Linked DNA regions of Homo sapiens: region 2 is linked to region 1. A link is an interaction called in ENCODE POLR2A ChIA-PET data of the cell type or tissue named here. Cell type or tissue: A673. All regions are shown on one strand. Each heading gives the region's core, and the rest is flanking DNA. Links, peaks and the distances in the headings are about the cores only.

The links. Peaks named below come from ENCODE experiments on the same cell type or tissue, not always from the same donor. Only the 100,000 strongest peaks of a DNase experiment are listed, where the experiment ranks them.
Region 2: POLR2A ChIA-PET joins it to region 1 with 9 read pairs; 1 of 35 experiments calls an interaction of 5 or more read pairs at or near these places.

What each region holds. Positions count from the first base shown.
Region 1 is chr10:17,179,999-17,184,400 of GRCh38, reverse strand. The region is part of intron 1 of TRDMT1 (tRNA aspartic acid methyltransferase 1); the gene reads left to right. Among named protein-coding and RNA genes, the nearest start is that of TRDMT1, 19 kb to the left of the region's middle. In A673, for the core only: a CTCF peak has its summit at 1,076 (motif pointing right); a DNase peak (open chromatin) is centred at 2,510.
Region 2 is chr10:18,204,647-18,209,048 of GRCh38, reverse strand. The region is part of intron 2 of CACNB2 (calcium voltage-gated channel auxiliary subunit beta 2); the gene reads right to left. Among named protein-coding and RNA genes, the nearest start is that of CACNB2-AS2, 55 kb to the left of the region's middle. In A673, for the core only: no CTCF peak of the experiment used is centred there; no DNase peak of the experiment used is centred there; H3K27ac peaks cover 333 bases.

The DNA of each region.
Region 1 (4,402 bases), core at 285-4,284:
CTTTAAAAAATTCAGTTAACTAGATATAGAGTACTAATGTTTATGTCACTTCTCATTTTTTCATTGACTTTTCCATAAATATGTCAGAAATGATCACCTCATAAGTTATGAGAAAGCATCAGTAAAGAGGACCGTAAACATTTTATAGTAAGGAACCATTCATGAGTGGTCATTCACTCAAAACAAATGTATGTAAAACAAAATCAAAGTCTTTGTTGTTCACACCTGTAATTGACTGCATCACATGTGTTTCTATTATTTCTTGACTTTTTAAGTAGTTTATATCTTTTGACTTCTATAAGCATGTGAATAGGTTACTTTCAGCTCTACATTTTTTGGGCGTATGCTAGCTACTTGATGATCTTTAGAAGACTTTCATAAGGTAGTTTAATTTTTAGTTTTTCTTTTGATTATTGTTGAGTTAGCAGGTAAAATAATGCACTGAGTTACAATTGTTGTAATTATAATGAGTTATAATTGTTTACTGGTGTGTATGTGCCTGTGACAGGTCACAGCACAATTGGCATGCCTTGAGAAAAGAGCCAAACCTTTCTTGTCTGACCTTGTTACTTTCCTTTTGTTGTTTCTCAGGGTCAAAACCAAGAGCAGCATTGAATTCTTTCGTTCCAAAATAAGAGTCATTTTTTTGTTTGCTTTTTGCCAATTATAAAAATAGTACATTCTTGCCAGGTGCGGTGGCTCATGCCTGTAATCCCAGCACTTTGGGAGGCCGAGGCAGGTGGATCATGAGGTCAGGAGTTCGAGACCAGCCTGGCCAATGTGGTGAAACCCTGTCTCTTTCTAAAAATACAAAAATTAGCCGGGCGTGGTGGCACACACCTGTAGTCTCAGCTACTCAGGAAGCTGAAGCAGAAGAATCACTTGAACCCAGGAGGTGGAGATTGCAGTGAGCTGAGATCATGCCACGGCACTCCAGCCTGGGTGACAGAGCAAGAGTCCATCTCAAAAAAGTAACTAAAGATATAAATAAAATAATAGTATATTCTCAATGAGAAAAAAATCGAATTATTCAAAAGAGTTTAAAGAAAGAAGAATTACCTCCAAATCTCACCACCAGGGGATAGCCTCTGTTGATATTGGCTGTTTTCTCTGTCTTAAGGTGCACACATACACATACACATACACTTTATAAAACTTGGATTTTTACTCAAGATATTCTGTAACTGCTCTATGTAGTAAATAATATGGATATTGCTTTGTGACAGTAAATATGGATGTTATCTTTTTAACATCTCTATTTTCATACATGTATGTAATGATACACTCTTATCTTTACATACTTGTTTACAATTTTCCTTAGCGAACATTTCCAGATGTAGTATAACTAGGTCTAATAATCAGAAGAATTATGTCAATTTATACCACAAATGACATGAAGGACAGCACATTTTCTTAAATCCTTGCTGGCATTAGACAGTGTTCATTTATCCAATCTTTGCCAAGCTGCTAGGTAAAACTGGTTAATGTGGATTTCTGTCATTATTGGTGAAGTTTGGCATCTTTTATATGTTTATCGATCATTTAAAATTTGGTATTTTTGAATTGCTTGTAATGAAATTTCTATTTTAACTGTTTTACTTTCAGGACTTGAGCTTTGTAAGAATTGATGAGACTGGGCAACTGAAAATATTCTGTGCTCCTTAAAAGACATGGGAGCTATAGTTTATAAGTAGCTCTCTCTCTGTATTTGTTGTATTTAGTATCCATATATAGAAATAAGTGATTGGGTATTACCATAAGGAAGTCTTCACTCCCCAAATTGAAGACTCTTGACCTTCTTTCTTCAATTTAGAACAGTTTTATCAAGAAGAATACTTCTATTTTGTAGATGTATGGTTAATTAATTACTTATTTACAGGACTTTTGCATTCATATTGCTCTGTTTGCCAGTTTGGAATTTGAAATGCTTCTCCTCATAGGAACAAATGGCATATTAGTTTGTGTTCACCTGATTGCCACTTAGAAGTGTTATTTGCAAGTGACAGAAACTTAGCTCAGACTGGTTTCCTAAAAGTTGTAACTCTGGACTCATTTAATTGACCAGGTCCAAATGTAGGCCCAGTTAGGGGTAGAGTTTGAAGCAGGGGCTCAAATCATGTCACCAGAAACCAGTTTTTTTCTCCATGTATCTCAGCCTTGTTTCTTCTAGGTTGGGTGCATTTTTATATATGTTCTCCCCTTATTGCATCAAAATGCCTGTAGTAGCCTCTGAACTTATCTCCATCCAAGGTTTAACGTGGTAAGAAAGATCAAGCTACTCTTGCTATTAATAGTTACACAAGAAAAAGCCAGGGGTCACCTCTTATTGTGCCTAATTGGCTTATTTTGAGTTGCATGCCCATCCTGAAACCGGTCTGGCTAGTCTTACTGGCTCAGGCACTTGACCGAGGCTTCTAGAAGCTAGGAGAAGGGGATTTGAGGCCATCTGAACCACTTCAACAGAGCATGAGTGAGGTAAGTTTCCCCCAAAGAAAATCTGGGACTATTGCCAGAAAAGGAGGGGCCAGATGCTGGTAAAACAGAAAACAAATGTCCACTCATTTTGTATCCTCAGTAGAGTGCTCAGTACATGATAGGTAATCTCACAGATATTTACTTACTGCCTGACAATAGCACTATTGGGACTATATTTAAGACATTTGTAACATAAATAGAATTTTGTAGGTTTCCTGGGAACTTCATTGTAGGTGTTAAAAAATTTGACCTAAATGTCAAACAATTACTTAAAAATGAGCATTGAGATAGATAATCATATAAGTTCAGACATATTAAATACTTTTTAAGCTAGCAGTGTTCTCAGAAACAGGAGAACAAGGAGGGTAATCAGTAATAATCTGGAGTTGATTTTAGGAAGTATAATTCACTTATTCTCTTGTATGTATTCAATTAATAGACGTTTATTGAGCGCCTATTCTGTGCCAATTACTGCAATGCCTGGGTGCTGAGAGTACCCATATGAATGAGACATGGTGTCAGCACTGAGATGATTGAGTAGTCTAGTGAGGGAGCCACTGTCCTGGGAAAAATGTGACAGCAGAGTGAACTGGAGTGTGATGAGAGTGCACGGATCAGCCTTCATGGTCCGTCACAGCAAACGGAGCTCAAGTCATTACATCTGCTTTCCAAACCTCCAGTGGAAAGGCCAGAGAGCATAGGGAACTACCACTCTCTTCCTTTATAGAACACTCTCTGAGAGTGTGATGCACTTATTCTGTCTCATTAGTCTGACTTTAGTCCATGGCTGCATCTAGCTGTAGAGGGGTGGCAGATATCCTTTTAGCAGGGTGCATTGCCACAGTGAATAAATTTGATGTTTGGTTATTGAAGAGGAGGAAGAAATAAATGTTGGGATATGCAAATAATTTTTGTAGAGATAGTATAACTAGAAATCATATTTTTGAGTCATTAGTAAAACATATTAGTAAAATTTCATTAGCAAAATTTAATTTGATGTAAAATTTACTTCAAAGAGACTGAGCACTAAGGAGAAATTGTGAAGTTCCTTGAGTTCTGAAATAGGAAAAATATGTTGTTTGCTATCCATCTTTCATACTGTTTCTTAAGTACTCATTTGCTTAGTGTTCAGTTTAGCATTTTGCTAGGTAGTTTGAAATGGGAAGAGGGACAAGGGAATTAAAGATTGATTATCATGAAAAAAAGCACGGCACTATTTCACCTAAGGTGCAGCTTTGTCTAGGAAATACTAGTTTCTCTCCTAATAGACAGTTATAAGTAGAAGGAAAAAATTAAGCATTAATGCAATGTTACTTCATGTTGATTCCCACAAATCAGGTTTTCTCTGTACCGAATATGGAAAGAGAGTTTTTTTTTTTTTTTTTTGAGACAGAGTTCCGCTCTTTTGCCCAGGCTGGAGTGAAGTGGCGCAATCTCGGCTCACTGCAACCTCCACCTTGTGGGTTCAAGCGATTCTTCTGCCTCAGGCCCTGAGTAGCTGGGATTACAGGTGCCTACCACCATGCCTAGCTGATTTTTGTATTTTTAGTAGAGACGGGGTTTTGCCATGTTGGCCAGGCTGGTCTCAAACTCCTGACCTCAGGTGATCCACCCGCCTCAGCCTCCCAAAGTGCTAGGATTAAAGGCATGAGCCACCACACCCGGCAGAAAGAGAAAATTTATATTGTTTGTCGTAGTTCACTTACTATTTTTATTCTTTAATAGTTATTTTAAACGTAGTATCTAGGAAAGGCAAATTAATAGACAAACATAGCCATAAAAGAGCATTTCTCTTGTATCAGTTCTTTAGTTTCTAACCAGTGAATTAGGGTGAAAAGGCCAAGATCTTTGTCAATAATGGCAGGTAGTAAAAGATGATCTGAAGACCTATACTTCTTACTTAAATGCTCATAGAGTATCAGGGCTA
Region 2 (4,402 bases), core at 71-4,070, 1.0 Mb before region 1:
GGAAAAGATTATATTAGTTTTGCATTGCATCATTTAGTTTCTATTTAAATGTGCACATTCAACTTCCAGCGATTTTACAGTCATCAAATGCCAACGATGATGTGCTCCAGAGAATCCCACCAGAAGAACTCAACATCGCCCTGGGTTCATATGTGGATGTATACGCATCAGTTCCTTAGAATTCTTTAGAATTAATACGTGTTCAGGGGCTTTCTCTCTCTAAACGTCGTATCTTCTACCGCTCAGCCCTTCTCTAAAACAGTGTGCTTAAGAGTTGCCTTTCCAGTAGCTGAGATGACTACAGAAAAGGACTTCAGTCCTTTTTCAGGCTGGGCTCCAGTCTGAAAATTTAACAAATAAGGTGAACAAGCAATAAGGAATGAGGAATAACGTCAGATTCATTTTAAAACAATCTTTTTATTTTATTTTATTTTTTTGAGACAGGGTCTCACTCTGTTGCACAGGCTAGAGTGCAGTGGCACGATCATGGCTCACTGCAGCCTCCAACTCCTGGGCTCAAGCAATCCTCCCACCTCAGCTTGCCAAGTAGCTGGGACCACAGGTGTGCACCACCACACCCCACTAATTTTTTAGTTTTTGTATAGATGGGGTCTCACTATGTTGCCCAGTCTGGTCTCGAACTCCCAGGCTCAAGCGATCCTTCCACCTTAGCATGCCAAGTGTAGCTGGGACAACAGCCACATATCACTACATTCCACTAATTAAAAAAAAGTTTTTTGTGTGTGTACAGATAGGGTCTCACTGTGTTGCCCAGGCTGATCTTGAACTCCTGAGCTCAAGTCATCCTCCAGCCTCAGCCTCCCAAAGTGCTGAGGTTACAGGCATGAGCCACTGTGTCCAGCTAAAACAGCCTTTTTGAAGCTCCTTCTAAATGGCTAAAGGCTTATCAGTCCATGGGCTCATTTACCTGTTTGGGTTTTAGGGTTTAGCATTTGTGTTAAAGTGTTTTTATAGTTCCTCTGACAAGAAAGATGCAACTAATATTCGTAGGTTTCTAAAATTCAGGGTTTAAATAGAAACTTGAGATTTTTTAAAAGCAGCACATACAAAGCATACATATGTCAACTTCTACTATGCAGAATTCTACATCAAAACTGTTAATTCACTCTCCTTTTTGCTGGTACAATGATAACTCCTTTTTCATAACGATGATTCTTTTTACTTATTTGTAAACTATTTTTTAAATTGACAAATAGAAACTATATATATAGTATACAATATGATGCTTTTAATAATAATGGTTCTTAAGTAACAAATGAAGCTAAAGTTTTGCTATGTGATATGCAACATGCAACATAATACATCATGCCCATGTACATGTTAAATATATTTGAAAAGAAAGAACAAAAATTAGTCAAAAGGTAAATGAATGTGTGCAATTTTCTAAGCTTTGCAGTACTGCAGGTGTTTACATTACAGATTTAAGTGACACATGATTTCTATATGTTACAAACTTCAATATATTTTGTAACATTCTAGTAATGCTTATTAACTAAGATATATAGTTTCTCCCCCACCCCACCTTATCCATGAGGGATGCCTTCCAAGACCTCTGGTGGATGCCTGAAACCATGGATAGTTCTGATATACTGTTTCTTCCTATACATACACACCTATGATACAGTTTAATTTCTAAGTCAGACACAGTAAGAGATTAACAATAGCTAAAAATAAAATAGAACAATTATTGGCTGGGTGCAGTGGCTCATGCCTGTAATCCCAGCATTTTGGGAGGTCATGCCTGTAATCCCAGCATTTTGGGAGGCAGAGGTAGGCGGATCACCTGAGGTCAAGAGTTCAAGACCAGCTTGGCCAACATGGTGAAACCCTGTCTCTACCAAAACTACAAAAATTAGTCAGGTGTGGTGGCTCACGCCTGTAGTCTGAGCTACTAGGGAGGCTGAGGCAGGAGAATCACTTGAACCCGGGAGGTAGAGGTTGCAGTGAGCTGAGATCATGCCACAGCACTCCAGCCTGGGTGACAGAGTGAGACTCTGTCTCTAAATAAATAAATAGAAGAATTATAACAATATACTGTAATAAATGTTATGTGAATGTCGTCTCTCCCTCAAAATATTTTATTGTACTGTACTCAAGTTGACCTCGATTAACTGAAATCTTGAAAGAAAACCATGGATAATTGGGAACTACTGCACCAATCCCTCCCCAACAGTGGACTTAAAACTTTGGTTGGCTTAATGCTTACACTGGCATGTCTTACTTCACCTTCCAGCGAAAAATGGAGCCCGGCATTACCCTCCCCACTTTGCTTGCTAAGCTGCAGTGCAGAAGGCACCACTACTGCGCCCCCCAGCATGCTTTTTGGAGAGGACTGGAGCACACTGGGACGTTCATGTGAGAATCTGCATGTGCCCCTTTCTGGAATTTGAGGGAAGTACATGGACGCAGCCTGCGTCTTGCTCCTACATTTCCTTAGACATGTCTGAAAGCCAGAGAGTGGCTGGCTGGAGCAGTTGGTCCCATCGGGGAAAAGAAGGAACATGCACAGCATGAGGGGAATGGGAGAGAAAGAAGTGACTGCACAATGCTGCTGTTTCTGTGGCTCCATGTGACACAATACACAGGTGGGAGGATGAGGTGGACATAGTAGGGATGCCCAGGCAATAGCCCGAGCAGTGGATGCCCCATCTGGAGAGAGGAAGTCAGGGAAGAGGACTGCCTTCAGGAGACAAAGGAGATACAGCTATGTGTCTCTAAGAATCCTCATGGATGATGGCCATGCGCAGTGGCTCACGCCTGTAGTCCCCAGCACTTTGGGAAGCTGAGGCGGGTGAATCACCTGAGGTCAGGAGTTTGAGACAAGCCTGGCCAACATAGCGAAACCTTGTCTCTACTAAAAATGCAAAAATTAACTGGGCAGCCATGGTGGTGCATGCCTGTAGTTCCAGCTACTTGGGAGGCTGAGGCATGAGAATCACTTGAACCCGAGAGGTGGAGATTGCAGTGAGCCAAGATTGCACCACTGCACTCTACCCTGGGTGACAGAGCAAGACTCCATCTCAAAACAAACAAACAAAAAAATTCTCATAGATGGAGAGGGCCTGGGGAGACTGAAAACCGTAGATTCTCTCTCCCTGGACCCACCCCACAGAGGTAAGCATCAACAGATGGAACCCTTGCAAATTGGAGCAAGAACAAAGATGCCTTCCTGTCTCTGATGGGTTGTAGAAACTCTTTGCCTCCTTGACTTCTGATCTAAATCACTGGAGGAGTTAGGTTTTGATGAGGAGCAGGGAACATTGAAACACTACCCTCTTCTCTCCACTCCAGTAAGCTGGAATAGAAGAAAGAATTGAAGATCAGGCCAAGGACCCCATCCAATTCTAAGACTCAGAAGTGTGGTTTGGAGGTCATGGAGATCAGATTTCATTCATATTTGTGAATGGAATTTTAAGCTGCATAGAATTTTGTTGTTTAAATCCAAAATGACTGGTACATTAAACAATACACCAAATATTAAGAAAATGTGCTCACCCAGTGGAAAAGAAAGAGCTGTCATGGCACACAGTTAGAGGCATTGAATGGAAATAAAAATAGTAAAATTCACAGATTTTTGACTGTTCAACAAACTAGTCATGCGCATCCTCTATGCATATATAGACAACAATAACAGCTACCATTTACGAGTGCTCGCTGGGCTAATTGCTGCGCTTAGTACTTTATAAATCCCATTCAATTCTCACAATAACTATATGAGTTAGGTATTAGTGTCCCCATTATACGGATGAGAAAACTGAGGCTAGCAAAGGGATGTAACCTTCCCAATAGTGCAGAGGTAGTAAGTTAATGCTCAAGTCTTTCTGATTCAAAGGACCATGCTTCTAACCACTGGACAGATAACTGTCATGTTAATAACATATGTTGAAAGGAAAGTCCAGGAAATTTCTATTCAATGATACAGATCTTAAGAATTTTTTTTTAAAAACCCTCAAAAACAAAAAACACTTGACATCTACAAATGTATAAACATTAGAGAGTTTGGAATATAGAGTCTTGGGCATGAAAGCCAGACCTTTTTTTTTTTTTTTTTCTGGTAAAGTTTAAGGAATCCAGCAAGAAGTGAAGCATTTTACCACTAGTAGGAACTCATTAAATATTTGTGGCATTAAAATGAAATGAAGCCTACTCTTGAAATTGACTCTATACAGAAAGTACAGTATGGAATGCATATGTGATCAGAAGCAATAACATGTATATTCATTTACTCAACAAGTACTTTTGAATGTTTACTGTATTCTAGGCTGTTTGTCTGGATATCACCAAGTTCTGAATGTATAACGGTAAACAAAACAGGTAGTGTACTTGCCCTCGCAGAGCTTAACACATCCAAATCTATCATGCCATAGTTTTGTTATCTCAC